Regions from separate parts of the Homo sapiens genome. Here region 1 is linked to region 2. The links are chromatin loops, found by intact Hi-C in ENCODE. Cell type or tissue: PC-9. All regions are shown on one strand. Each heading gives the region's core, and the rest is flanking DNA. Links, peaks and the distances in the headings are about the cores only. Region 1 has its middle 43 kb from the start of ODC1-DT. Region 2 overlaps NOL10 (nucleolar protein 10).

Region 1 (15,532 bases), core at 2,593-10,592, 100 kb after region 2:
CTGTGGGGACTCGGAGACAGAAACGTTGCTGCCCTGGAGGGAGGGAAGAGTCTCCACTCAGAGGTTTGGAGTCTCCACTCAGGGCTGTGACTAATGAGGTGCTCACCATACAGGCCTGGCTCCCTCCCGGGCTCGTGAGTCCCCGGGGCTGGGTAGGAGAGGAAAGTTAATTGAGCATCTAATAGCGAACAGGTCCCGTGCCAAATAATAATAATTAACTTTTATTGAGCTCTGTGCTTGGCGCTCCTGAGCTCATCACAGGAACTATCTCATTTAAGGTTCACGGCAACCCTATGAGAGAAGTGCCACTCCACATTACAGCTGGGGAAACTGAGGCACGCTGAAGTTAAGTGATATGGCCGAGGCTGCACCACCAGGATTGGAACCCAGCAGCTGAGCACCCTCATGCCAGTCCTGCACTTGTGATGCTACTGTTCACGTGTGCTGATGGGGGCACGATGCACCCAAGGTCCCCATGGTGGTTCCTAAACAGAGCGGCCAGAGTCCCCACCTAGGCCTGGATGCACACTGGGCCCTGCCACATTCACCTGTGTCCTCCACATCGGCCCAGGCCAGGGGAGACTGGGTGGCCAGAAAGAAGGCCGTCCATCCGCACACACCGGTGTACATCTGTACAGGTGTTCAGCCCCCTCGAGGGGTTTTTGCTTACAGTGATGAGCCTGCTGATTGTCAGGCCAGTATCAGAGAGACCCCTGGTCCCAGGCCTCCTCTAGTTGCAGAATCTTGGAGGCTGGGCAGCGGCAGCTCTGCCCGCTGGTGCGGAAGCATGACCCTATTGTAACGACCAGTGCAGACGAGCTGGTACTCTCCAGCCACAGACCGGCTGGCTGCCCTTCCACTTCTGCCGCAGACTCTGTGCTCACTGCCTGGAGCCATGGGGTGGCCAGAGTGGCTGGAAGCTTGGCCAGGGCCAAGGAATTGCCTGCGGCTCCCATGCAAACCAGCTGGAGTGGGGTGACAACTCCTGGGAGCACTGGCTTCTTTCCTGAGCTGCAGAACTGCCTCACTCCATCCTTCACTTCCTTCTTCAGGGTCTGGCTGGCCCTCTGGGCTCCTGGACGCACTTAAGAACTGAATACGGTGATTTCCTTTGCATGTTACAGGATGTTAATATAGTGGCTTAATGCAGTAACCTAATGGGTTTGTCAAACAAATCAGAATCCTGAGTTTTATCCCTGGAAAGTCCCCTAGCCATTATGCAATCCAGACTAACTTGGCCTGAACAGGTGGCTAGCCAGCCCTTGCTTAAATACCTCCCATGACGGCAACCTCACTACATGTAAGGCAGACTCTTTCACTTCTCAACGGCTCTTGCTGGAAAATTTAAAATCTACCCTTAGCAGTGTACGCCAGTACCTAGAACAATGGTTATCCTTTTCCGCAGAACATTTCAAGTACTAGAAATCAGGACTCACGTGGCCGACTGGAGGAGTGGCTTCCACCTTGAGTGCTGCCCGCCCAGCCCTCCCCCCGCACAGTGCAGGACCAGCCTCCTACCCGTTCCATCCACTGAGTTTGATCAGGCCATTGGCTCCAGCTCACAGTTCTCCTGGGCTCTTGGCTCACTCACCGTTTCCTAAGAGCTTTTCCGGCCTCCTTTTAAGACGAGAAACATCTATTTTAGTTCATAGAGTTTATCAAACACCCCATGAAGGTGACCTCACCCTGTGAGACCTTTGCTGGTAGAGGGAGTATGTATGGCCTGGGAGAGAGAGTGCGTGGTTAGGACGCCAAGGGCCAGGTGGTACCGTCTACCAGCCATTGGTCAGGAACGTAGCTAGGGGTGTCTGGCCAGGGACTCCCCACTTGCTAAGCTGTGTGCCCTGGTCGGGGGCTGCATCTTCCCAGAGGCGTGCCTTCAAATTCACACAAAGCAACTGTAAGAGCTAGATCCAGCCTTGCTTGGGGGAGTCAAATGGTCTGTTTGAGCCTCAGTTTCCTTACCTGTAAAACAAGGATAATAACAGTGGAGGGACCAAGGAAGTGCTCAGAAATATTTGGGGTTTTTTTGTTTGTTTTTCTTGTTTTGAGATGGAGTCTCTCTTGGTTGCCCAGGCTGGAGTACAGTGGCAAGATCTCGGCTCACTGCAACCTCTGCTTCCGGAATTCAAGTGATTCTCCTGCCTCAGCCTCCTGAATAGCTGGGATTACAAGCATGTGCCACCACGCCCGGTTAAGTTTTGTATGTTTGGTAGAGATGAGGTTTCACCATGTTGGCCAGGCTGGTCCCGAACTCCTGACCTCAAGTGATTCTCCCACCTCAGCCTCCCAAAGTGCTGGGATTACACTCATGAGCCACCATGCCTGGCCAGAAGTGCTTAGAAATATTTGAATGAATGGATGAATGAATGAATGATGCCCATCTTACTGGGCTGTCATGAGACTTAACACTGCACCTGCGACCCCATAGGTACTCAACAAAGGATCACTTTCTCATTTTACCTCCTTCTCCTTCTTAGGTCAAAAGAAGCAACTCCTGCTGCATTTGCCCTTCCTCAGGCACTGGGGACCTGGGTCTGTCTTGAATTTCCTTCTCTCTCTACACCAAGCTCTATGCCAGGAGCATCCACTGCAGTACACGCGCCCCCCACTCGTCCCCCCTAGGTCCAAGGTGAAGATGAAGGGCAGGTGACTGCGCGTGGAGGTCGAGGAGTGGCTGGTGGGCCTCTGGACCTGGCCGGCTGTCTTGGCCGTGGGCTGGGGGAGGAGCTGTGCTGTCTCCATGCCCCTCCCGCAGCAGAGGCGATTCAAAGCCATGACAGAGGAGGAGAGTGAGTCGCCTGCCACCCAGCAGCTGCAGCAGGCCTGTTACATCACAGCCCACACACCCGGCTGCCTGTCACCCACCCAGACAACGCCCCGGCCCGGCCCCGGCACGGCCCGTGTGCGCGGTGACTCATTGTTGCCGCCTCTTCCAAACAGCTGGCGGGCCCTGTCTTGCCGTGGCCGGCTGGCACCTTGGGCTCCTGTTCTTAGCAGGATCATTGCAGGGAATGTGGTGTGCACAGCCTCACCGTCTCCCAAAGTGAGGTGGCCCAGGGTGCTCGGCATCCACGGGCTCCTACGACCAGCGCCAGGTGCCCAAGATCAGCCTCAGACCGTCACTGGTTAAATGACACCTGCGGGCCGTGCAGTTAAACAGCTCTGCCACCTACTAGCAGAGACTCTGGACACATTTCCTAGTGTCTGAGCCTCAGTTTTAGCTGCTGTAAAATGGGAATAATAATGACACCTACTTCTGGCAGTGTCTTAAGATAATGCTTATGAAGCCCTCAGTGCCACATGCTTGATGCAGAATAAGAAATTAATAATAAAATAGTGCAATCGCTTTCGTAATGTTGGACTGTTCTATGTTTTTATTTATTTCTTTCTTATTTAGTAGAGACAGGGTCTCACTACATTGTCCTAGCTGATCTCGAACTCCCGGGTTCAAGTGATCCTCCTGCCTCAGCCTCCCAAAGTGCTGGGATTACAGGTGTGAGCTACCACACCCAGCCCTGTTCTTTTCATTTACTAGTGGTCAAAGCCACTGCCAATGCTCTTTGCAATGATACATGGCAGCATGGAGAAGAGAAAGAAACAGCATAATCTTTGAAGTATAAACATACTAAATGAGTTGAGGATCACCGGTTGGGGGATTACTGGTGGGAAAGATGAAACAAAAGTGGCAAAGCGTGAAGGTTATTAAAGCTGGGTGGGAAGCATGCGGGTTCATTATACTATTTGCTCTTTGTTTGTGTTTACTGTTTACGTTGTGTACGTTTGACATTTCCATAACAAAACAGTTAAATAAAATCATGGTGTCTGCGAGGCAGACCGATTGACTCTGGACATGCCCTCACTCACTGGCCAAAGTGGGGCAGGTTTCACAGCAATCTTAATGAGGACTTATTCTCTGCCAGGCTGGGAAATCAAAACTGAGGGCAAGGGGGGGCCCAGCCCTGCACAATGCTTCCGGTTCAATGTGAGGGGGATGCATAACATCTCTTTTGGAGATAAGCTCAAAAGAGGGGTCTTCCGAGAGGGAGGGTGTCTGCATGGTCTGAAGCCAAGGTCAGGGCAGGCAAGCATAGAGGCAGGAGGGACATTTCAGAGTGGAGCCCCCTGGCACTTGCACACGGCCTGAGAAGTTCTGGACTCAGGGTGCCGTGTGACGCCAGAGGTGGCAGATGACAAAGGTGGGTGGGTGGCAGGTGGCAGGTAGCAGGTGGTAGTAATGCCAGCCTATGTAGCTAGGCATTCACTTGGGGGCTGAGAAAGAGCCCCAGGAGGCTCAAACAGGTGACAGAATGGCTTGCGGTCAGACTCGTGCTTTAGTAAGTTCATTTTGTCGGGCGCGGTGGCTCACGCCTATAATCCCAGCACTTTGGGAGGCCGAGGCAGGTGGATTGCCTGAGGTCAGGAGTTTGACCGGCCTGGCCAACACGGTGAAACCCTGTTTCTACTAAAAAAAAATACAAAAATTAGCTGGGCGTGGTGGCAGGTGCCTGTAATCCCAGCTGCTCAGGAGGCTGAGGCAGGAGAATTGCTTGAACCTGGGAGGCGGAGTTTGCAGTGAGCCGAGATCATGCCATTACACTCTGGCCTGGGCCGGAGAGAGCAAGACTTCGTCTCAAAAAAAAGAAAAGAAAAGAAAAGAAAGTTCATTTCACAGCGTGGGGACCAGGGTTGGGTGGGCCGGGAGGTCGGATAAGATTCAGAAAGTGAAATTGGCAGGACTAGGGTGGGATCAGATGGAGGTGGGAGCAGGACTCTGGACCAACCCCCAGTTCGATTTGCAGAATCTGAATGTAGGGAGGGAAAATGTAGGATGCACCCCCAAGGCTGAAGGGCTGAAAGCAAAGCTCCCGGGGACCTGCTGTCAGGACTTTCCAGGAGGCTGATGTGCAAGGTTCAGCCATGGCTGGAAATGGGGGTTCGGGTTGTGAACGTGGAGGTGACAGCCGGGGAGCAAGTGGGTCATTCAAGAAGAACCTTGACAGAGGAACAGAGGGCAGTCAACGGCACCCCATCATAAAGGGGGGTGGGATGGGAAGGGGAGAGCCACACCGTGGAAGCAGCATGGAAGAGAGGGTCAGGAGGCGGGCGTGCCTGCAGGATGGGGCCGGGGCACAGGGCGTTTGCTCAGCAGATCTGGCAGCAGAGCCATCGCCGGAGGTGCTGCCCAGGGAGGGCTTATTTAGGATGGGCTGAGTTTACCGGCAGAGGGGTAAAGCCGATGAGAAGATAAGATATAGGAAAGGGCAAAGCACTGAGGAGTGGGCTGTGAGCAGGAGCTGGAGGGTCTGGGAGTGCGGGGATCCCCGGTGGCTTGTGCAGGATGAGCAAACGAAGACTCCGCATCTTCACGTGCAGCACAGGGTAAGACGGCTTCCTCAGAGTGTGCAGGGAGTGACTGAAACAGAAGCACACTCAGCTTCAAAGGGCCGAGCATATCAAGTGTAGGTGAGGATGGAGAGCAACTGGAGCCCTCAGCCGCTGCTGGCGGGTGTGGAGAGGTATAACCGCTCTGGAGAACAGTCAGGTCCAATCTACACCTGGCCTATAACCCAGCCACATTCCACTCCCGAGTGTTTACCAAGACATGAAAGCTTATGTCCATGCAAAGACTGGTACACGGATGTTCCCAGAAGTTTTATTTGCAGTAGCCCCAACTAGAAACAACCTAAATGCCCATCAACAGACAGATGGGTAAGAAATTGTGGTCAAGACACGCAGAAGGATAATACTCTAAAGGACAGAAGGAAGAAAAGAAGGAAGGGAGGAAGGAGGGCGGAAGTGAGGGAAGGAGGGATGGAGGGAGAGAAGGAAGGAAGGAAAGAAGGAAGGAAGGAGGGAGGGAGGGAGGGAAGGAAGGAGGGAGGGAAGGAGGGAGAGAGAGAGGGAGGGAGGGAGAGGGAGGGAGGGAGAGGGAGGGAGGGAAAGAAGGAAGGAAGCAGGGAGGGAATATCCCCACCCATAGCGGGGAGGCTGACTTTGCCTAACTCTGCACCCAGAGGAAACCCCTCTGGAGGACAGTGGGCAAATCCCATCCCTCTTGCCCTTCCGTGACCGGCATGTGGCAGGCACGGGGAGCCTTGTTAACCACGGTGACTGATGACGCAGATGTGGGACAAGCAGGGAACGCCAGTGCTGGGCTCCCAGGTGGGGAAGCAGCTCCCTCCTGCGGCCTGCCCCTCACCTGGCCCACCTGCAAGGCTCTGTGGCCAGTTGGGCCCCTTCCCCAGCAGCTAAGTGGATGCAACCCTGGTGGGGTTTTACCCCAGCCTGGCTGGCCCTTGCCCTCGACTGCTCTTCCTTGGGAACTGCTGTTGTGCCTCTGGTGTGGATTGGTCCTGGCCCGCCCCAGCCCTGGCCTCCCCGACTGGCTTCCGAAGACATGTCTGTGACCTGTGATCCATAGGGGCAGGCTCAGCTCATGGGGTTTTGATCCAGCTGCTGGACTTCCATGGCCCACGTCTGGAAAAGGCCCTGGCTGTCCACCCACAGCCCCATCCTTCTGCAGAGCCCCCACCCCTCTTGTCCTGACTGTGGGGCCCACCCATGTGGCCAACATCAGGTCCGAAGACCTGGGTTCTGTTCCCAGCTCCACCAATTCTAAGTTGGCATTCACGAACTTAGAACAGACACGTCACCTCTGTGAGCCTCAGTTTCCTTGCTAGGTCATTGCTGAGCGGGGGGCACGGCCACTCACGGAGGGCCATTGCGTGGTGGTAAGGTACACATGTACGGAAGGGAGGGTGACTCTTAGACAGCACCAGCCTCAGTCCACAGGCACTGGCCTCAGTCCACAGTCTTATTGTGCCAAGGGTCGGTCTCCGTGACTCTCACCGTGGCAGCCTGCACGCTGTTAGAAGCTGGACTCATCTACTTTGGATTGTAGCCAGCTCTAAGGGTCTCATTTGTGACGTGTGTGTGTTCTAGAGACAGCTTGAGTCCACAGCACAGTCCCTCATTCTGCAAAAGCAAAGCTGGCTCAGCCTCACTGCCTCCCTGGATGGCTTATGGGTGAATCAGTGGGACGGTTTACAGGTGCTGTTGAGTAACCATCCTCTCGGGGGGTTCCCCTCGCTCCAGGATGTGGCATGCAGAAAGCTGCCGCCCCGGCATGAGCCTGGCCCCAGCGTCATCGCCCAAGTTGTGTAAATAGCCAGCCAGTGAGGCATGCAAAGGGTAGGGGCTGCTGAGGCAGAGGCTTCCGGGGAGAGGTGGCACAGGGCCGGGGGCGAGAAGCGCTGAGGCTCCTGGAACTGTGACTGGTGGTTCCCACGCAGGGCCAGGCTCTCCAAGGGCCAGTTCTCATATTTGGTTGTTGATGTTTGGGTATGGAAATGTCAGCCCAGGGAAAGGCAGGCTTGCCTCCTAATGGACAGAGTTGTTGCCAGGGATGAGACACCTGCTTCCTTGTGGTTAAAGGGCTTGGCACCTGGGAGGCGGCACAAGACTTAGGCCTAGGAGGATCATTCATGATCAGCTGGGTCAGCAAATCCTTGACTGAGCACCTACTATACGCTCATGAGTGTGTCTCTGAATCCATTGTAAAATTACAGGGTTTTAGGGTCAGAAAGGACTCATAGTCATCTAGTCAATCCTGCCTTCCAAAGCCTGTGTGTGAACAATCTCTCCAGTAGCTCTCCTGGGCAGTGGCACAATCTCTGCTTTGTTAAATACTCCCAGCGATGTGGAACTCACTGCCACTGGAAGTAGCTAGTGCTGTCTCATAGCAGCTTTTTTTTTTTTTCTTTTTTTGAGACAGAGCTTCCCTCTTGTTGCCCAGGCTGGAGTGCAATGGCACGATCTCAGCTCACTGCAACCTCCACCTCCTGGGTTCAAGCGATTCTCCTGCCTCAGCCTCCTAAGTAGCTGGGATTATAGGTGCCTGCCATCATGCCCAGATAATTTTTTGTATTTTTAGTAGAGATGGGGTTTCACTATATTGGCCAGGCTGGTATCAAACTCCTGACCTCAGGCAATCCACCCACCTTGGCCTCCCAAAGTGCTGGGATTACTGGTGTGAGCCACCGTGCCGAGCCAGCAGCTTCTTATTCTAAGGAAGGATTTTCCATACCCAAGAGTTTTGATGGAGCCTACAGAGCCGCAGGTTCCTCATCTACCTGCCAGTCCTCCAGGTGTTTCAACACAAAGCCAGTGCTGCTGCTTCTCCCTCTCACTGTCCTTGTCAATTGAGATATAATTTATATACCATAAAAGTGCTTTTAATGGGTACCGGTCCATGGCTTTAGAATATATTCACAAGGTGCTGCAACCATCACCATGATGTGATTCCAGATATTTTCATCGCCCCCAAAAGAAACTCCTCACCACTACCTCCACCCCAGCTCCTGGAAACCAGTGACCTACCTCCTGGTCTATAGATTTGCCTATTCTGGACATTTCATACAAATGGAATCACAAAATATGTGGCCTTTTGTGTCTGGCTTCTTTTGCTCAGCATAATATTTTCAAGGTTTATCCATGTTGTAGCAAGTATCAGTACTTCATTCCTTTTCATTGCCAAATAATATTCCATTGGATTGATCGACCACATTTTTTAATGCATTAATCAGTTGATGGACATTTGAGTTGCTTTTACATCTTGGCTATTATCAATAATGCTGCTGTGGATGTTTGTGTACACATTTTTGTGTGAACCTGTGTTTTTAAGAATGGCATTTTTGGCCAAGTGCAGTGGCTCACACCTGTCTCCTGCCTCAGCCTCCTCAGTAGCTGGGATTACAAGGGTTCACCACCACGCCCAGCTAATTTTTGTATTTTTAGTAGAGAGAGGTTTCACCATGTTGGCCAGGCTGGTCTCAAACACCTAACCTCAGGCAATCCACCCACCTTGGCCTCCCAAAGTGCTGGGATTACAGGTGTGAGCCATCATGCCTGGCCAGTATTACATCTTAAATGTAAGCTATCACTTAATCTAAGATCACATAGATTTATACCTAAGTTTTCTTCTAAGAGTTTTATAGTTTTAGCTCTAACATTTAAAAATTTTTTATCTTTTTTTGAATTTTTAAAATATGGTGTGAGGTAGGGGTCCAACTTCATTCTTTTGTGTGTGGCTATTCAGTTGCCTCAGCAACATTTCTTGAAGACTGTTCTTTTCCCCATTAAGTTGTCTTGGCAGTCTTGTTGAAAATCAATTGTTCATACACATATGAGTTTATTTCTGGATTCTCAATTCTATTCCATTGATCTATATGCCTATATTTAAGCCAGTACCAGACTGTCTTGATTATAATCACTTTGTAGTAGGTTTTAAAATTGGGAACTGTGAGTCCTCCAACTTTGCTCTTCTTTACCAATATTGTGTTGGTTATTTTGAGGCCTTTGAATTTCCATATGAATTTCAGAATCAGTTTGGTCAATTTCTGTAAAAGGGCCATCCTGATTTTGATAGAGAGTACAATGAATTTGTAGATCAATTTAGGAAGTATTGCCAGATTAACAATTAAGTCTTCCAATCCGTAAGCATGGGGTGTCTTCCTCTTTATTTAAGTCTTGTTTAATTTCTTTCAGCAATGTTCTCCCTTTCACTCTTGCCACTCCCAGCCTTTTCCTTCCAGCAAAACAACTGTAGTTCCCTGAGGGAACACGCAGGACATGGGGACAAGCCCCTCAGCCTCCAGCTGCTCCTCTGAACTTGCTCCTTGTTGTCCATGTCTCTCTTACAGGGTGGGGCCAAGAACCCCTGAGCACTGAGCTCTGAGTCTGGCCTTGATGTTGGGGGAAGACGACTGCCCCCTGGGGCTCCCCCATCCCTTCAGACACCATGCAGGCCTCAGGTAACCCACTGCTCCTGGCCCCAGCATGCCGATGCGGCATTTCCCTGTCTGTTTCCCTCAGGACACTGTGAACTCATTTGAGGCAGTGACCCAGGCTCAGCCAGCTCTGCACCTCTGGAGCGTAATTCCAGGGCTTCTATTAATGTTTGTGGAACAAGGCAACTTCCTTGTTCTGGATCTAGATAACACTGAACTTTGCCTGTGAGTACACTTGAGGCTGACTGCTCCATGACACGGCAGATCTTATGACAGATCCCGGGAATAAAAATCCCTCTCTCAGCCGGGCTCAGTGGCTCATGCCTGTAATCCCAGCACTTCAGGAGGCCAAGGTAGGTGGATCACCTGAAGTCAGGAATTCAAAGACCAGCCTGGCCAACATGGTAAAACCCCATCTCTACTAAAAATACAAAAAATTAGCCAGGCATGGTGGTGCATGCCTGTAGTCCCAGCTACTCGGGATGCTGAGGCAGGAGAATCGCTTGAACCCAGGAGGTGAAGGTTGCAGTAAGCCAACATTGCGCCACAGTACTCCAGTCTGGGCGACAGAGTGAGACTCCATCTCAAAAAACAAAACTAAGAATAATAAATAAATCAATAAATATCCCTCTCTCTTTGGAAACCCAGCATTCTGTGCATTATTGGAGATTTCACCCACTCTTCTCTTTACTCCACGGTCAGCTTCGAACTGTGCTGACCCAGGATGCAGCGCCCACCCTAAATGTTTGAATGGGGGCTTTGCTGGCCTTATGAATCCCCAGAGGCTCAGAGCCAGAACGCTTCAGAAGCGATAAGTAATAACAACACTACTCTCGTCTCCTGGGGACTGAGTTTTAAATTAAACGTTTTGTTTGGGTGGTGTCTTCCAAAGCCTGCAGGCAATGTGTAGAACTTTCTGGTAGGAGTTGCAAACAGTGAGAACCATGACTCAGTCACCCGAGAGACTCGAGGGAACATCAGGGTGCTGTTTCTGAGACTCTGGATCGCACGAGACAGAAGTAATCAGAAGTTTCCCAGTGGATAGAAACAAGAGCAGTCAGAATAGAAGAAATCAGACATGTTGTGAAATAGATCCAGACCCTGAATGCATGCAAGCTCCCTGGAAGAGCTGTGAACCCTCTGAAATTCTGCCCACGCCGTCCTGCTAGAGGCTGTCACAGAGGCCATCCAGGGAATCTTTGTTGGCTGAGACAGCCAGCTCCCTATGGCTTACCTAGATGCCACAGTGGGTATGTCACATTCACTGCTGATTGATGCAAAGTGAGGCTGGTTCTCTGCCTGCATGTTGCCAGAGTGATTGCCCTCACCTTCCAGAAATTCCAAAGCAGGTGCAGCTGCACAGCCTGGTGCTGGTCCTGCATTCTGGGTGCATCTTACTTTCTTAGAGCAGGCACCATAGAAATCTGATTTTCAAAAACTGATTCTGTTCTGTGTGAAACTGCTCTCAAATGTTTATTGAAGGCATTTGAGAACCTGTGACCAGGTTTTAAAACAGGATTAAAAAAAAAAAAAAAGCATCTTCACACCAAGATGCTTTTTGCAATCCCACCAGCTCCAAAATAAAGGCCTAAAGATACAGATAAGGTTGGGCAAGCCGGGCGCGGTGGCTCAAGCCTATAATCCCAGCACTTTGGGAGGCCGAGGCGGGTGGATCACGAGGTCAGGAGATCGAGACCATCCTGGCTAACACGGTGAAACCCCGTCTCTACTAAAAATACAAAAAAAATTAGCCGGGTGCGGTGGCAGGCGCCTGTAGTCCCAGCTATTCGGGAGGCTGAGGCAGGAGAATGGTGTGAACCCGGGAGGTGGAGCTTGCAGTGAGCCGAGATCGCACCACTGCACTCTAGCCTGGGCGACAGAGCGAGACTCCGTCTCAAAAAAAAAAAAAAAAAAAAAAAAGGTTGGGCATATTCAATATAAATGGCCCAGGAAGATCCCCTGGCAGCCCTGCCGATGCTACGTGTTCCGGAATTCCTATTGCCATTTTCGCACTCACACTTTAATAGGTGCAGACAACTGAGAATCTCAGATCCTGAACTACAGAGGCTCAAACAAACAGGTAAGCTGAGGAAATGTCTATGTGGGGGTGGGGGACACGGGGAATCATTCTTACTGGGTTCTGAAAGGAATGCTAATTCCACCCACGAAACAAGAAACAGATGGTATAGAAAAGGAACATTCAGAAAATAGAAAACAGTTCTTGAGAGTTAAAAACTTGAGAGCAGAAATGAAACAGTCAGCAGAAGGACTAGAACACTGAGTTGAAGAATTCTAGGAAGTAGAGCAAAAAGGTAAAGTGAAGGCATAGATGGAAAAAGACAAGAAATGGAAGGTCCCACCAGGAGGCCCAACTTTTTTAAAAAAGGGCATTCCAGAAAGAGGAGAAAACAAGAGAGGAAATAAACAACGAAATCGTTCACGAACATTTTCTCAAACTACAGGGCATGAATGTCCACAATGGAAAGGGCCCTGAGTTCCAGCTCAGCAGACCAAAATAGATGAGTGACCAAGCCTTTCTCCTGAGTCGGTGGCTTGATTAATTTCTATTTCTCTTAAAAGTTGTAAGCAGTCATTTTTCTCCTGAAATGTGAAGGCAGCTCTAGAGGCCTCAGAGAGTCATTGTTGGTTCTAGCAGGTGAGAAATCTTGGCAGGTGGAAATGGAGATGAGAAGCCTCCATGAATGGAAGTGGGGGTGAGAGGCCTCAGCAGGTGGAACTGGAGGTGAGAAGCCTCGGCGGGTGGAACTGGAGGTGAGAAGCCTCGGTGGGTGGAACTGGAGGTGAGAAGCCTCGGTGGGTGGAACTGGAGGTGAGAAGCCTCGGTGGGTGGAACTGGAGGTGAGAAGCCTCGGTGGGTGGAATTGGAGGTGAGAAGCCTCGGTAGGTGGAACTGGAGGTGAGAAGCGTTGGTGGATAGAATTGGAGGTGAGAAGTCTTGGCAGGTGGAACTGGAGGTGAGAAGCCTCCATGAATGGAAGTGGGGGTGAGAGGCCTCACCAGGTGGAACTGGAGGTGAGAAGCCTCGGTGAGTGGAACTGGAGGTGAGAAGCCTCGGTGGGTGGAACTGGAGGTGAGAAGCCTCGGTGGGTGGAATTGGAGGTGAGAAGCCTCAGTGGGTGGAACTGGAGGTGAGAAGCCTCGGTGGGTGGAACTGGAGGTGAGAAGCCTCTGTGGGTGGAATTGGAGGTGAGAAGCCTTGGTGGATAGATTTGGAGGTGAGAAGCCTAGGCAGGTGGAACTGGAGGTGAGAAGCCTCTGTGGGTGGAATTGGAGGTGAGAAGTCTCGGCAGGTGGAATTGGAGCTGAAAAGCCTCAGCAGATGGAATTGGAGGCAGCTCCTGAGGATGCCCTGTGTCTGGTGCAGCTGCACAGCCAGGGTATGGACTGTGTGTGCCCCCACAGCTCCGTGCCTAATCAGTGATCTGCTTACCAAAGTGGGCAAGGGGCCCTGGGAGTGAGGCCAGCCAGAAAACCGGAATCAGATGAGGGGCCTGAGCCCCCTGCTAACTCTCCCTGGGGAGCCGGAGGAAAGAACTGGCTCCAGGAACAGGCGCAGAGAGGGAAGCCAGGCATCGGGGGTTGTGGCAGACAGGGACCTCCAGGGCTGCCTCAGGTGGAGGTAGGTGCTTTCAACGCATTTCAGCTAAAAGAACAGGTAATCCCACAGCATCATTCTCCCCTTGACCTTTCAAAGCCCCTAATCTGATGGCATACCTGTATGTGGATCACTGACGATGCTTTTCAAGGTTGAGCAATTTGTTCATATTTACTCTGTGGTTGGGTGTGAAAACACCAGGTCAAGGATAACATCGCGGCTGTTTGTTCGCCTCATGGGAGAAGGAGCTGAGGGCCTTTCTGCAAGCACAGGATTGATGGTGATCCTGAGTCACGAACAGGCAAATGGGAGAGGCTTTTGAATTGGGGCGTTAGGGAGAAGCTTGAGTTATGTAATAGAAGCATGGTGAGCTGTCCTTGATACGATTACCACTCTCAGTAATTATTATTATTTGACCTACGCAGACAAATCCAATTAAATAAGAATTGTTTTGCAATCGAATTGTTCGGAGGACAGCAGAGAGCTCCCTCTGCATGGTGAGAAAATTCCCCTGGGTTTGCACTACATTCGGTGGTTTCTCAAGCAGCCCCACCTATATGGCTGCTTTTAGATTTTGATCCACAAAACCAAATGTGTGAAGAAGGCCAGGCATGATTCCCCCCATTTTGTGACCAAGGGGTTTGAGGCTCAGAGAGGCCAAGTGACTTGCCCAGGGTCACACAGCATGAACAGAACACAGGCAGGGCTGGGTGGGTCTCCTAGCCTCCATTTCAGACTTTGCTCTGCCAGTGCTGGCTAGGCTCCAGCAGCATTGTTAGGCGGCATTGTCCTGGGTGGGAGGAGCAGCAGGTGCTGGAAAGCACAGGAACTTCAGATTAAATAAAATATTGTAATGCTGGTTCCCATAACGGGCCCCATGGGATGTTGGTGAATCCTGGGTCCTGTCCTCAAGCCGTGCAAAGCCTGTGAGGCTCAACCCTCCACTGAACTCCAAGCAGGCTGTGCTGGGAGAGCCCTGGACACTTTGTGCCTGTAAAAGCGACTCAAGATTCTTGTTACTGGCATTCCAAAATGTAAATGTGCTTTTTCTCCTGATTATAACAGCACGGCAAGTTCATTGGAAAATTTCTGAAAATACAGAAAACTATGAGTAATAATATAAAAATCACCCAAACTTCTATTAACATTATATACAGTATTTCCTTTCTGTGGTTTGTCATGTATAGATGAGTATTTCTTGTTTTAAAGACTAGGTTGATGCTATACATGGTTTTGTATACTGAGGGGTTTTTTTCACTTTAACTTACTTCATGATTCTCTTACCATGATGCTAGTCATTGAATATATAATATTTTCAATAATACACTATTCCATCATATGCAAAAAGCCTTTTGCTTAGTTTTTGTCTTTGAAAAACCACAGACATGAATTAAAATCAGAAAGAATGAGTGACAGACTATATGCAGGTGCACATTTACAAGCATAAAAGTATCTTCTTCAAAAACAAAGGGAAAACAATTTTTGAAAAATCACACATGCATGTGGGCGCGCACACACACACACACACACACACACACACACACACTCCAATTAAGCCTAAAAGACATTTGACAAAATGTAACATCTTTTCTTTAAAAACCTCTATGATAGATTATGGAAACGATTTGGAAATATAAGGCATTCACCAAGAACCAACAGAGGATATTTTTCTAAAGAGTGAAACTCTAGAACCAGTTCATTTAAATCAGGAACTGTACAAGGGTGATAATATGACCATTATTATTATTGAATATTGTCGTGGTTCCAGCGAATGCAATAACATCAAAAGCCTATAAAACCATTTTGAGACCTTGGAAAACAAGAAATAAATTTGTCTATTTTTGTGGATGATATGACTATGCACTTAGAAAACTCAAGAGATTAGTAAAAGTAACTAGAAATTATCAATGAGTATTGGTGACATTGCTAGATACTAGATAATTAGACAAATTATACAAATACTGACAGCTTCTGTCTATTCTAGTCATAAGCAACTAAAATGGAAAAAAGTGTATTTACAATAGCAACCAAAGCTATGAAGTGTTCAGAAATAAAATGTAACAAGAAAGAATAATGTCCTATGTAAACTCTAATTGGATGGCATAAAGCAGACTGAATGAAGAGA
Region 2 (15,532 bases), core at 2,489-10,488:
TAAAACCTTCTAAATAGAATATCTTAAGAGTAGAAGTAAGTAATGAACTTCCCTTACTTCCTAAGATTATTTTTAGTGCAGCATTAGTATATTGAAGATTTGCAAGTTCTGACTCTTCTGGATATGGCCAACAGCAGATCTTATAGCTTGGTATTTCCCACAGTGCGTTCTTTGGAAAATTACGTCTGTAAAAAGGACTGGGTGGATAGCATAGTGGCTGATATTGTGGGCACTACAGGTAGACTGACATGGGTTTACATCCCACCTTTCTCACTTAATATCTGCACAACTTGGCCAATTCACTTCGCCTCTTTAAGCCTTGGTTTCCTCATATGTAAAATGGGAATAATATTGGTCCCAACCTATAGGGTTGCCTGGAGAATGAATCAGAAAATGCTTGGAAAATATTCAGCACCCTTTTATTTTAGGAGATTTGTGGCAAATAAGTTTGGGAAATGCTAGGTTAAGCACAGTTAAATCAATTTCTTTACCTCGCATACTTCTTAGAGCCTTTAATACCATCATACATTGTAAATCTCCAAACGGAAGGAAAGTATGAAACATTTCCCAAACTTACTTGACCATGGAGCCCTTTTTTCTCAGAAGATCTCTTGGGACTAGTGATCCATGGAGTTAACTGTAGGAAATGCTGCTGCATCCGATTCTCGGGTTAGGACTGTTTCGCTATGAAAAGCGCTTCACTTGGTTTTTATTTATGACCTGACTTGGATTAATTCTGTGACATTAATAAAGGAAACAAAAAATTACTTTTGCAATCACTGGTATATGTATTTTATAATGTAGTGGTTAATCAGACCCTTATCCTGAGGAAGATTTAGAGAATATACACGTGCAGTTGTATACATTCACGTTTCATTAAGGCTCAGCCCTCTTTTGTTAGGACTCCATTGTGAAAGTGCAAACCCCATATTTTTATTAACCTAATGAATTCTATGACAGTATTTTCCTAATCAAGTTTTAGAATTCCGTTATGAGAATATCCTAAATTTAATTTTCTTTTTTATATTGTTCTATAACATATACTATTTTATACTACTGTATGATTTTGCTCAGTACTTGATTTTCAGGTCTAGATGGATGTATATTTCTAAAATTTGGAAATTAGAGTAATGCTTTCCTTAGAAAGACAGTCACTTATACCAGGGGTCCCCAACCCCTGGGCCATGGACCCATACCAGTTGGTGGGTGGCCTATGAGGAACCGGGCCACACAGCAGGAGGCGAGTGGTAAGTGAGCATGACTGCCTGAGCTCCGCCTCCTGCCAGCCGTGGCATTTGATTCTTATAGGAGCGTGAAACTAGTGTGAACTGCACATGCGAGGGATCTAGGTTGTGGGCTCCTTGTGAGAATCTAATGCCTGATGATCTGAGGTGGAATAGTTTCGTCCTGAAACTGTCCCTCCCTGCATCCGTGGAAAAATTGTCTTCTACAAAACCAGTCCCTGGTGCCAAAAAGGTTGGGGACCACTGACATATATCGTAAATGTTCTGCATGTGAGTACATCACATGTGGACTTATTTTGAAGATCTCAGTCTTTTTCTGTGTCAATATTTGGAATTAATAAATAATTCCTGTGACATAGAGCATTCTTATGTGACCACCAGCACCACAAATTCTAAGTGTAACCTATTAAAACTGGGAAACTCTGTGAAAGTATTGTTTGAGGCAGGGTTCTCAAATGCTGACTGGCAGTGGACTTTTCATTAGTCCCTGATGAGGAGTGCATATGTGATATGAGTATTAATATGCATGTATGTATGTTTATATATGGTGGTAGGAATTTGTCAGCTGTTCTTTCTTGGAAGACGGTTCTTTCTACGTTGTTTTTGTGAGTGTCCTTTGTCTTTGCAAATGGTCGATGACAATGTTTCTCCTCTCTCCCTTCTCCTCATTTCAATTTGGCAACTTACTGTTGATCCCCAGTATTATTTTCTAAATTGAACTTGTTTGTGGAAATAAAAAATCTGAGGACCACTCAGAGGGTATAAGGGAACCCTCTTTGTCTTAGTTCATAAGGACTTTCTCATCATTTTTGTGTGTAGTATTATTACATTTAAAATAAGGATGATATTGCTGAAGTAGATTAAATGTTCTCTATAGATATCAAAGAAGATTAGTAATTCTAATCCTTAAATTTTTAGTCTGAAGTGAAATCTTACTATAATCAAATTGTTGCCCAAGAAAAACTGTTGAATGTTAATGAAGATTGCATAAGGACCTGCTGTCTTCTGTTTGACCTTTCCCAGGGCTCACCCACCTCATTGGATCTCCTTTCCTCCGGGCATATATGCATGGGTTTTTCATGGATATAAGACTCTATCACAAGGTAAACAGAAAACTACAGTTATTATGTTTCAGGTAACTAATGCGCAGTCTGTGGCCATTTCCTCACTACTCGCACTTTCATAAATCATACATAGGATTTGTAGGGGATCTGCCTGTTCTTTGGCATAACTGTCGTGGTGTATATGAAAATGATATTACCAAATACCATTCTTTTATTTTAAAAACTTTTTTCATTTTGAAAAGGTGAAACTGATGGTAAATCCATTTGCTTATGAAGAATATAGGAAAGATAAAATACGACAGAAAATAGAAGAAACACGTGCACAGAGAGTCCAGTTAAAGGTAAATATTATACTTACCATTGAATTTATCAGAGAAGAGTACTTAATTTCCATTTTGTGTATTATTCCAAAGAAATCTGCCATTCTTTTCTTGATTTTCCATCTTTAATTTGCATCTTTTACTGATATTTTTGGTATAGTTTGTTTGTCATCAGTGTGTCATGTTTGTCATGAGGGTGCAAAACTCTTTACAATTTTCGCATTATGACCTCTGCGGTAATTGTACTGTGGGACATAATGCTAGAATGATTGATATTGTCACCTCCACTAGAAACCTGATAGCATTTTTAAATGGGTTTTCCATTTTTGGAGTATCCGGGCTTTGCTAATCCCTATTCCTTACTGACCTTTGGCCGTATCTTAGGCTCTGTTTGGATCATGGGAAATGGTCGACAGTCGTAAACTGCACTCTCTGTCTGAGTACATAGAATTTAATGTAAAGAATGATTAACTTGGTATTGGAGAACTGAAAAGACAGAACTGCTAAAGGATGGAGGAGAGAGGTAAACTGCAGGAAGCAGCCACCAACTCAGAGCTGCGGAACAGCCTGGGGAATAGGAAGAGGAGGCCCCGTGGAGCTGGACCCAGGCCTCTGAGGAGGGGCCACAGGCCGGTTCCAGGGCCCTTGAGGCATAATAGCAAGGATGTTCCTGGGAGCGTTGGAAACTGCAAACTGGAATCCACCACTGCTGTGGAACCAGCTGTTGTTTCCAGGACAAAGAGTTGCTGTTGTGTGATGCCAGTGTAGACAGAGAAGGGCAGGCCCTGCTCCTGCACCTGCCTTGCAGTCTGTCTGCAGCCGCCCCTGTTGGTTCATTTCAACCACCAAATGATACCAATGTGTATAACTGAACGTTGGTATACGTACATACTCTGTCACTATAAAAGACTAGTGACTGTTTTCTGCATTTACCCTCAGTACTTTTTTGTTTTTCCAGACTGTTAAAAGATTTCTGGTGTATTTTTGAGACAGGATCTTGCTTTGTTGCCCATGGTGGAGTACAGTGGCATGATCAGAGCTCACTGCAGCCTCGACCTGAGCTCAAGTGATCTTCCCACCTCAGCCTCCCAAGTAGCTAGGGACTATAGGCGCACACTACCACACTCAACTAATTTTTTGTAGTTTTAGTAGAGACAGAATTTTGCCGTGTTGCCCAGGCTGGTCTTTAACTTCAGGGCTAAAGTGAGCCTCCCATCGGCTTCCCAAAGTGCTGGGATTACAGTCATGAGCCATTGCGCTGCCTCTCAGTGCACTGGAAAGAGGCTCTCAGTGCCCTGGGAAGAGAAATGAGGGCGAGTTCCCTAGCAGTAAGCTGGGGTTGCCGTTTTTTTGCCATGTGGCCCACCTGGTATCATCACCTGTCTACATTTCCTACTATGAGGATAATGAAATTTTTAAAATACGAATTAGTTGGCTGGGCGTGGTGGCTCATGCCTGTAATCCCAGCACTTTGGGAAGGCCCAGGCAGGCGGATCACGAGGTCAGGAGACCGAGACTGTCCTGGCTGACACAGTGAAACCCCGTCTCTACTAAAAATACAAAAAATTAGCCAGACGTTGTGGCGGGTGCCTGTGGTCCCAGCTACTCGGGAGGCTGAGACAGGAGAATGGCATGAACCCGGGAGGCGGAGGTTGCAGTGAGCTGAGATTGCGCCCCTGCACTCCATCCTGGGTGACAGAGCGAGACTCCATCTCAAAAAAAAAATAATAAAATAAGAATTAGTTATCTCCTATTTATGAAATTATACTTACACAACTGTTTACCTTTAAGCTAATATGTAAATATGTTAGCTTTTAAAATAAAATAAAATACCAGCTTTTATTTTCTCTCTAGAAATTGCCAAAAGTTAACAAAGAGCTGGCACTTAAATTAATTGAGGAAGAAGAGGAGAAGCAGAAATCTACATGGAAAAAGAAAGTTAAGGTAAGGTGAAAAAGTATCGGCAAATTGTTTCTGCGTTTTGTTGATAGTAACTTACATCTTTTTTATTGTTTCTTTTTACTTTAAAAATACATGTAGGACTTTTTCTTTCCTGCGTATAAGATTAGTATATGCTTAAGATGGGAAGTCTGGAAAATAGAAAAGAATATCAAGAAGAAAGCTATCCTTACGATTCTTATACCAGAGAAAGGCATCATTAATATTTCAGTGAATTTTCTTCCTGTCTTATTTGTTTCAAAATTAGAAACTACAATAGCAAGAGTCTTGTATGTGTAAAATGTTTATCCTGATTCTTTAAAATAACACAGGTGGTTTCCCATTTTGTTAAAAATTCTTTGTAAATATTTTTAATGGCTACATATTCTGTTTTATGAAGTGATTATAATTTACTCAATCCTTCTATTGTTAAACGTTTAGATTATTGTTTTTCTTTGTTCATAACTCCAGAAGTAACTGATTTTTATTTGGACTTGGTGTTCTTACGAGTATGCAGGCTGAAGTGTAACTTCCACCTGCTTTCCTTTATTAATGTGAAAATAGACAAAGATCAGTCATAAGATAAATAAAAGTTAGCACTTTGTTTAGTTGGTATTGTCCAGAGGTGAGATTTTTCTAGTGTTTTCAGATGTATGAAGGTACCTGGGTCCTTGCCAATCTTGTTTTCTCTGCTTAGATGAGGCAGGCAGATAGCCAAGCTTGGTTATGTGCTGGAATGAGTTGGAAAGAACTGATCTCTGCGACAGCCTGCAGAACCTAATGAGTAAGGAGCTGACCTTGTAGTTTTGGGCCAGCTGTGTGGTGCCCTCAGGAGGTTCTTTTTTTTTTTAAGCTTATTCTTTCTCTGTCCTCTGGTTTTTAACCAGGTACGTGCATCTAAGATGGGTGAGCTCCTTTTGTCTTCATTTCTGTTCATGCTTTTCAATACCCAGGGACTGCAACTGAAGGGTCTTGTTCCTAGCTCTTGGCACACTGCTTATGTAATCTTGGGCGATTGCTCGTCTTCATGGGGTCACAGTTTTTTCATCTGTAACATGCAAGGACCGGATATGGGCATTCTTAGAGCTGTGCTTTCCAAATGGATTCAGACTCAAGACTCCCCCTTGCTGTCTTCTGCTTCCTTAGTCTTTCCCTGCATCCCCTCATCCTCGTTTATTACATTCTTTTAGTATATTGTTTAAATTTTAATTTCTGGAAGCCTCTCAAGTAAATAGAGGACTTTTAGGTTTCCATTTTCATGACATGAATAGTATGCCAATGTTGAAATAATTCCTCAAACTTATTAATATTTGAATTTATGTCTGTGTGTAATGGCTCTGCACCTTCCTAAGTTACACCAATGTGTATAAATGAATATATATATCTTTAAGTGTTTAGAATACAAGTCTTTGCTGCTGTGTTGACTCTCTCCTCAGAGTATTCACACTGATCTTCTTGTTAGCTAAGCCTAAGCATGATTAGGGAGGTAACTTTTCTGCTTTGTAATGTCATTTTACAGTAAAAGCTAAATGGAAGTGATCTTTGGATGTACATGCCATGCCCTAAGGCTTCAGTAGATAGAGAGTAGAGCTAACTTAGACTGTAGATGTTTGCATTCCTATCTGTGTTTTATGCCAGAGTCTTTATCATCTGATAGAGGCAAGAATACTTAAGTTACAATTTAATTTTGCTACTTTGTGCAGCATGCTATACCAGAGCCTGTTTATAAGGCCCTGTGATTATCTAGATGCAGAAGTGCCCTTCCCTTCCCCCCATTTCTTTGTAGACCTTTGCTGAGGTTGAGGGCAGCCAGAGAAGATTTAGAATACCCCATAGTGCAGGATGGTGGAAATGACCTCACAAGTTGAACACATGCAGAGCAATCCTCATGGTCAGGTGGGAAAATTAGCATTGTTCCATGCCTTTAAACATTTTTGACAAAACATTAAAAACTCTCTTACTGTCCATTATAAATTGGAAAACTAGGATCTTTTCATTATATTGTAATTTAAAACATTAGGAATAAAGCCTAATTGAGTATTTTATTTTCTTTCTTTTATTTCTTTTGTCAATAGTACTTGGAACAGTGCTTACTTTTTTCTCCTCCTAAACTTTTGATACGGAGCCAGCATTTTTCTTTGCCTCAGCAAATTGTCATACTCACTTTCTAAGTTTGGATAAGCTTCCGATGTTTCATCCTTTGCTCTTTTGACGTTATGAATTGTCTCTGAGAGTTCCTTTCATGTAAAGTTTTTTGCCAGTGTCACTTCCACTGGGACACTTTTCTTCTTCTTGTCACAGCTGTTTTCCTCATTTGTTTTCAGAGGTTCACCATTACGTGGTCCCCTCACTACAGACTTAGAGTGCCAGCCAGTGACAGTAGCCACATTCCCTGTATTCCCACAGCCAGCTCTTTCTTCTATAACTCCCTTTAAATTTGATTCACATTTTTGTTGTTGCAGTTTTATCTTGTTGATTAGTTCTCTGTAAATTATTCTTTTTTGTAAATGTCACACGAGTTTGTCTTCGGTATCTGAAGAAGCAATGCAACAGTTACACACGCGTCCTGTCTGCAGGAACTGAACAGGAAATTCACGGTGCATCACACCGCCTGATGCAGTGTCCGGTCACTGACAGGCTTTGAGAAAAGCAACCCATTATTTACGTAGGGATTTGTGGACTAAAGAGCTCGCTGTGGAGTTATACTTTATGAACATACTCAGTTGATGAACAGAGATAACTGAAATTTGAACCGTCTTGTTGGGGCACCTGGTATTCTTTAACTGCATTCCTTAGCTACTCCTTCCTTTTGGCACCGTGCGAATCAAGAACTTGCCTTTCTGTTATCTCCAGTCACATCTACGTTCCGTTGATGTTCACTCATTTTGTTGCTACATATTCTCTAATTAACTATCAGGATGGCATTTGATTATTTTAAAACCTATTGGTGGGTCACCCTGTAAAGAATTACCAAGCTGTGTACCATTTTACTTCCAGTGAAAAGGAGGAAGAACCTTAGAAATTCCTATCTTCTTCCATCAAACAGCAGTTTCTCTTCAGCTCTTCATAGCTGGAAATGTGATCTTTGTAGCCATATCACGTGATAACAGAATTCTTCCAAAGAGTACTATTTGTAAAATGTGCCCCTAATCTTCTTGTTGGTGACTTCCTAGCCCAAATCAGACCTATTATCAGAGCTCAGTTTCATTCCAGAAATATTTATATATGGTCTTTTGAAAATCTGAGGCTGTGCTTGGAAAAAGTTTGTATAATTTGTTGTTGAACAGTTTCATCTTATGTAAAGTGAAGATCGTAGAAATCACTCATGAATTAAGGAAAGAATCCTTCATTATAATTTAAAAGACTACTTGAAAGAATTGCTAAGTCTCATCAGCAGATCATTAGTCTCGCCTTTGAACTCAGCTCCTCAAAAGCTTGAGAACTTTACTAGCTGTGATACCTCCTGATTTGAAAGTAGGTATCTTGCAATACCAATTTGAAAGGTATGTTTTGCCTTGTCTGCAGCTGAAATTTATTGGAGACAGTGAAATGTGTTCCTAAATATTGCTGCCACTGAGAACACAAAAATCGAATAAGATGTTTACTGTATGGTTGATATTGAACCTAAAATGGGAAGTGGCCCACCACATAATGTCAATCAGTATTATATGGACATTATCCAAACTCAGAAATTTTGGTTGCATTAATTCTAGTTAACAATTAAGGCCGAGTGCAGTGGCTCACGCCTGTATTCCCAATACTTTGGGTGGCTGAGGCAGGAAGATTACTTGAGCCCAGGAGTTGGAGTCTGCAGTGAGCCATGATCACACCACTGTACTGCAGCCTGGGCTACAGGGCAAGACAGCATCTCTTTAAAAAAAAAAATGAATGAATGTATTTATTCTTTCAACAAATATGTATTGAATTTCCAGTATGCACAAACAGCTTTGAGAGGCATGGGCATCTGTGATCTGTTTGATTTGTGAGGGTTTGAGTTTTGGTTAGAGCTATTTTTCCTATAGGTATCATTTTTTGTATGTTAGTCTTTTTTGTCAGTTTCTTGCTGTGGCCTTAAAGTCTCTGATGAATGTACTTTTCTTTCATTCTGCAGCAGCTCAGGCAGGACTGTGCATGAGATCTCTAGGCCAGGGGTCTCCAACCCCTAGGCCATGGTACTGGTCTGGGGCCTTTTAGGAATCAGGCCGCACACCAGGAGGTGAACCTCAAGCTTCATCTGTATTTACAGCCACTCCCCATTGCTCACATTACTGCCTGAGCCCCACCTCCTGTCAGGTCAGTGGCCACATTAGATTCTCATAGGAGCATGAACCCTATTGTGAACTGCGCATGCGAGGGATCTAGGTTGCGAGCTCCTTATGAGAATCTAATGCCTGATGATCTGTCACTGTCTCTCATTAGCCCCCGATGGGACTTTCTAGTTGCAGGAAAACAAGCTCAAGGCTCCCGCTGATTTTATATTATGGCGAGTTGTATAATTATTTCATTGTTATTACAGTGTAATAATAATAGAAATAAAGTGCACAATAAATGTAATGCGCTTGAATCATCCCAAAACTCCCTCGCGCCCGCCCCCCGCCCCCCACCACCATCTGTGGAAAACTTGTCTTCCGAAACTAGTCCCTGGTGCCAAAAAGGTTGAGGATCACTGTTCTAGGCTATGTGTATTCTGTGGTTAGGAACCCATGGAAGAGATATTTTAGCAGTTTCAGGAATTACTAAATACCACTGAGAACTTATATTAAAGTAATACCTCATCTCTCTAGGGAATACAATTAGGTACAGATACTTTGGGTTGGATCAGGTCAGTTTTAACATCCAAAATATTATTTTTAAAGCTTTTTTAGTATCAATTAAAATTTTTGTTTTTTTTAAATTACAGTTATACATGCATAGTTTTAAAAACTAAACATTTCAGTCTGGGCACAGTGCCTAACACAAACATTATGGGCTCACACCTGTAATCCCAGCACTTCGGGAGGCCAAGGCAGGCAGATCACTTGAGGCCAGGAGTTTGAGACCACTCTGGCCAACACAGTGAAACCCCATTTCTACTAAAAATAGAAAAACTAGTTGGGTGTGGTGGTGCGTACCTGTAATCCCAGCTACTTGGGAGGCTGAGGCAGGAGAATTGCTTGAACCTGGGAGGCAGAGGTTGCAGTGAGCCAAGATCACGCCATTGCACTCTAGCCTGGGCAACAGAGCAAGACTCCATCTCAAAAAACAAACAAACAAACAAAAACAAAACAAAACAAAAAAACATTTCTGTAATCCCATCATTTTGGGAGGCCAAGGCAGGGAGGATCACTTGAGCCCAGGAGTTCAAGACCAGCCTGGGCAACATGGTGAAACCGCATCTCTACAAAACATTAGCTGGGTGTAGTGGTGCATGCCTGTGGTCCCAGCTACTCAGGAGGCTGAGGTGGGAGGATCTCCCTGCAAGGCCGCAGTTAGCCATGGTTGTGCCACTGCACTCCAGCCCAGTAACAGAGTGAGACTCTGTCAAAAACAAAAACAAAAAAAACCTAAACATTTCTCCAAGGTTTGTTAGGAATGTAGGCCATCCCATTGTCTGCCCCTTTTCCTCCCTCTGCCTTCCTCCATTTTCACCTCTTCTCAGACAACCACTTTTGCCTTTTTTGCTGATTATTTTGGTATAAATCTCTCTCTCTCTCTCTCTCTCTCTCTCTCTCTCTGCCCCCTCCCCCTCCCTCCCTCTTGCCTGTAGTCCTACCTCTTAACTTTTTAGTGTTAGGCATTATCTTTTGATAACTTTCCTTTCCAAGGAAGCTATATTGTGATTTTGATTAAGTTGGTATTCAGCATTACATTGTTGTACTTTTGTTTTTTGAGATAGAGCCTGTTACCCAGGCTGGAGTACAGTGGCAGAATCATAGCTTACTGCAGCCTCAGTCTCTCGGGCTTAAGTGATCCTCTCACCTCAGCCTCTCAAGTAGCTGGGATTACAGGTGCACACCACACCCAGCTAATATATATGTATGTATATATTTTAGTAGAGCTGAGGTCTCACTGTGTTGTCCGGGCTGGTCTCCAACTCCTGAGCTCAAGAGATCCTCCCACCTCAGCCTCCCAAAGTGTTGGGATTACAGGCACGAGCCACCATGCCTGGCCTACGTAAGTGCTATTTCCAGCCGAGTCAGTAGTAATCTGTGACTGCATTTCTTGTTCAATCTTTGTGTACTTTGAAGTTAATAATTGTCTCTCTTGCTCGTTTTCTATGTAGTTATCACTAATCAACACCCAATTCTATGTCAGTTCTCTAAGTCTTATTTTGAGGTGTTTAGATAGGTTAGACTTATGCTTATTTACCTTCCTGAAGAAGTTGCTTCTAGAATTTTCTGCCCCATTCCATTCTAGCCTGGTCACCTTCTAATCCCGGGACCTCCCTTTACCATTATCCTGGGGATTCACTTCACCTCAGCCCATGTTGGACAGAGAATTACAAGAACCTTCAGTTTCCTGAAGGAATATAGTTTCCAACCTAGGCAAGCAGTCAGTCAATGTGAGGGTATGGTAGATATTTTCAGACATGCAAGTTCTCAACAACAACCAATTCCCCTTAAATGCTGCTTTTCCTCGGGAAGTTGCTAGGGGAGTTGTTTCTCTAAAATAACAGTGTAAGCCCAGGAAGAGGAAGCGTCCTGGGAAACCTGACACGAAGCGACTGTACTGTGCTGCAAGCCCATCTCAGTCTAGAAGTTCGGTCTTCAGTGCTGGGGAATTTTCTTGAAAGAAAATTTCAATTAGTTTTTCCTGCCATGATCCATAGTTATTTTTTGGCAGTGAGGAATAAGAGAGTTAAAAAACTGAATGAAAACTCTAGGTGGGGACAGGGTCCCTCAGTCAGTGTGCAGTGACTTGGCCACACTGTTTGGGGAAGGACACTGCACATGTCATTGTCTCTTAGGTCTTTCTCTTGGCTGGTCAGGTCCTCCTGCTTGGGGGGGTAAAGGCCTGGCTACCAGCATTCCTAGAACTGACCACTGTAGGTCACAAGAGGTTGGAGGGGTCCAGAGGGCACCTCACCCCCATGTGCCAGCCTTGCCCTCCCCTCCTTGTGGCCAGCACACCTCTCTTGCTCTTGCAGTGCCAGCCTCAGCCAAGCAACTTCTCCGTGGGAAAGGGCTGGGGCCAGGCTTTCCAGAGCTGGGGTGTGATTTTTAAATAGGCTTTCTTTCTGGCTTCCAAATTTTTATTACCCCTATTTCCTTTCCTTTTTTTCTTAAGGGTTTATGCCCTTTTTATAAAGCTCCTTTTCTGTTGTTCTAGTGAAGTTTTAGGAGAGATTAGAAGATACTAGTGTTCAAGCCACCATCTTTACTCAGAAGTCTGTACCAGCCTAACTTCATAGGTATCATAGCATTGAAAGAACTAATTTGATTGGCCGGGGTGCAGTGGCTCACGCCTGTAATCCCAGCACTTTGGAAGGCCGAGGCAGGCGAATCACCAGGTCAGAAGTTTGAGACCAGCCTGACCAACTGGTGAAACCCCGTCTCTACTAAAAACACAAAAATTAGCCGGCCGTGGTGGCGCGTGCCTGTAATCCCAGCTACTCCAGGAGGCTGAGGCAGGAGAATCGCTTGAACCCGGGAGGCAGAGGTTGCAGTGAGCCGAGATCACACCACTGCACTCCAGCCTGCGTGACAGAGCAAGACCCCATCTCAAAAGAAAAAAAAGAAAAAAAAAAAAACTAATTTGTTTCAAATGGCAATCATTCTTCATATATGTTACTATGTTGGAACAAAATAATAATAGGCGTCCCACTCAGGTAGACAGATACCATTCTTCCAGGTAGGACTGTGGTATGAATAGTACTTTAATGTTTTCTATATTTTAATGGTAAAGTTGAGCATGTGTAGACGGGTATTTATAGGACGGATCACTAGCCAGACACTTGTAAGCTCCTATAGAACATTAATAGCTATACCTTATCCTACTTTTTTCCTTAAGACAGCTGTGAAAACAAACAGACTAGGAAAAAACCCTGAGGGAAATATTTTTACAAGCTGGGTCAGAAGAGGTTTTATTTTATAGTTGTTCATCCAAAGCATACTTGTCTTTAGGCAATGCAATTGATTTGTTTTAAATTAAGAAAAAAATCTTAATACCAGCAACATATGTAGTCTTTGTAACATTTTCTCTATTTATTAAATATGATTATTACTTTAATAAATATAGTAAGATGAAAAGTAAATATTTGCCCTTGGGTTTTTTTAACCTGAAAATGTGTAATAGGCACATAGTTATTCATTTGAAATTATCTTTCACACTATCATCTATCCGATATCTACAGATAACTCCAAAATTTACATCATAGCCCCCTCCCTTCTCCTGAGACATGGCGCATCGTTCCCAGACACCTAGTGGTGTCCGTCTGAATCCTGGTGCTCTTCTCCCTGTGCCACAGGCATAGGCAGCCCTAAATGGAGCGTGATTTCTTCCCCTTTACTCCACCCCTGCGTTTTTTCCTAATGCTCTCCAGTGATGGATTCTAACTCAGTGTCGCCAGCTTTCTGGTTGCTTAAGCTACATGTTTGAGAGAAGTTTCTAACCCTGTTTTTAATTCTTAACCCTCCCATCTCCATAGCTGGATCTGTCAATTCTAATTTAGAACTGTATCTCGTAATTATTCTTTCTTAAAAACTGTCTGTTCCCATTGCCCTAATTCAGGCCCTGTCTCTCTTGCCAGTTTCTTAAAATGGCTTCTTAGTCTTCTCATGATGCTAACTTCTTACTCAGCAGTCCGTCAGACATCAGGCTGCTGCAGACTTTTGAAGCACAATTTTGGGTTGGTTTGTTTGTTTGTTTGTTTGTTTGTTTGTGACAAGGTCTCTCTGTTACGCAGGCTGGAGTACATGGTGTGATCTCAACTCACTGCAGCCCTGACTTCCCAGGCTCAAGCGATCCTCCTACCTCAGCCTTCCAAGTAGCTGGGACTACAGGCATGCACCACCACGCCTGACTAATTTTTTATATTTTGTATAGACAGCGTCTCACCATGTTGCCCAGGCTGGTCTTGAACTTCTGGCCTCAAGCAGTCCTCCCACCTCAGCCTCCCAAAGTGCTGAGATTGCAGGCATGAACCACCACCTGGCCAGTTCTGTCATCTGGGAGTCTTGAAGCACACTTCTGTTGATCATCCATCTTCTCCTTCCTCCCTCCTTCCCTGTCTCCCTCCTTCGTTTCTCTTCCTTTTTCTCTTCCTCTTCTTCCTCCCCCTCCTCCTCTTCGCTAGTGGTTTCCCCTTATATCTTCAAAATAACAGTCATGGTATTTAAAATCCTTTACAGTATGACCCAATCAAAAAATTGTTTTGAAATTGCATCATTCTTATGTCGCCAGACTATTCACCACTCCCATCGGCTGGAAATGCTGTTTCTTCAGATTTCTACTTGTTGAAACCTACTCATCTTTCAAGCCCCCTCCCTGATGCTGCACCCCCCAGGGCCCCTCCTGGGGTGTCTTTTGTTGGGATTCCTTTTTCTGTCCTCTCCTGTGGCACTTTCAGCACTACCGAGCAGCCCTCAGAAGAGGCCTAGTAGCACGTGTTTGCAGTGTTTTTTCTTCCTTACTAGTTTAGGATCAGGAACTCGATCTTACCTTTCTTTTTCCCTTCGTTGTAAGTCTTTCTTGGAAATGATGTTTAATCAGGGAAACTTGCTGCATTTAATATCTTAGAATTTTAGGTAAGGGTTTATCTGTTTTTAGGTACATACAAATAATAAACAGGCCAAGTTCCTTAATATCTTATGATTTACTAAACTTTTGTATAGGTCTGTCACACAAATAATATTCAGAACTCAACTGCCTGCAATCTTGTTTACTCTCAACAGTGGAGAAATAGTAAAGTAGTCTGTTCAGCAGAGTCAGAGTCCATCACAAACAGGTCAGCTTTTTCCAGCAGTGTTCAGGGCTGTTTACTCTGATTGACAAACAATTCTGAGTAAGCCGTTTCATCTGGCTTCCAAGCCTGTAGCAGAGAAGGAACAATAAGACAGTCCTAAATGTGTAAGATTCTCTGTCATCTACTTAAGTGAACAGGTAAGTTTACAGTACAGTTTAGAAAACTTTCCATTGAAAATGGTACAAATAAAAAGGAATTTAGTATCAGTCCTGAGCTATCTAAATGGGTCTCAGTAGCCAAAGTTTTTGTATCTGAAGGATACACAATATCCTTTGACAACAATTAGTTGACCTGAGGGGGAATATTGATGAAACAACCCTGTAGGGGATGGAAACGTCCCTTCTGTTTCCCAGTAACTCAGCTGGAATCGGTAAACTGACATCACCAGCTTCCTGCATCCCACCATGTGAGTTACTGACTTTGTATACCTCCTCTCCCAGTTTTGGAATCTGAAGTTGAAAGAATTGCTTATTTTAAGTCAGTGTAGTAACTAAGCTTTATTTAAAAGCCCTGTTTTCAGTGGCTCATGCCTGTAATCCCAGTACTATGGGAGGCCAAGGCACGAGAAATTGCTTGAGCCCAAGAATTCAAGACCATCCTGGGCAACATAGTGAGACCCATCTCTACAAAAAATAAAAAATTAGCCGGGTGCGGTGGTGCACCTGTGGTCCCAGCTACTTGGGAGCCTGACTGAGGTGGGAGGATCACTTGAGCCCAGGAGGTTGGGGCTGCAGTGAGCTGTGATTGTGCCACTGCACTCCAGCCTGGAGTGAGACCGTATCTCTAAAAAATAATAAAAGCCACTTTTTAAAAACCTAGTATCTTCTTGAAAGGTGTTTTTTTGCATTAAAATGTTAATTGAAGAAATTCTTTCTAATCTGTTAAGCATAAAGTTAGCCAAAAGGGTCATTCTTGGCTCATTGTGTGTAATGGCCAAGTGGTGTAGAGCATCTGCAAAGTAGATTAATAGAGGTTGTTTTGGTGGTGGCAGCTAAAACCTAGGGGCACGTTGAAAGTCCTGGA

What was found. Hi-C counts contacts between places; a loop is a spot of excess contacts. Peaks named below come from ENCODE experiments on the same cell type or tissue, not always from the same donor. Only the 100,000 strongest peaks of a DNase experiment are listed, where the experiment ranks them.
Region 1: a loop joins it to region 2, with 5 times the contacts of the local background. A loop is called at or near these places in 2 of 110 quality-filtered maps.

Annotation. Positions count from the first base shown.
Region 1 is chr2:10,485,384-10,500,915 of GRCh38, reverse strand. No RefSeq gene overlaps it. Among named protein-coding and RNA genes, the nearest start is that of ODC1-DT, 43 kb to the right of the region's middle. RefSeq lists enhancers at 2,831-3,363, 7,015-7,154, 7,205-7,314, 7,325-7,374, 7,395-7,454 and 2 more. In PC-9, for the core only: no CTCF peak of the experiment used is centred there; DNase peaks (open chromatin) are centred at 2,865, 7,275 and 9,965; H3K27ac peaks cover 697 bases.
Region 2 is chr2:10,589,893-10,605,424 of GRCh38, reverse strand. NOL10 (nucleolar protein 10) reads left to right here. Exons shown (of 21, transcript NM_024894.4): 15 at 2,268-2,347; 16 at 2,551-2,649; 17 at 4,483-4,572. Among named protein-coding and RNA genes, the nearest start is that of NOL10, 92 kb to the left of the region's middle. RefSeq lists an enhancer at 15,033-15,532. In PC-9, for the core only: no CTCF peak of the experiment used is centred there; a DNase peak (open chromatin) is centred at 7,314; H3K4me3 peaks cover 517 bases; H3K27ac peaks cover 1,968 bases.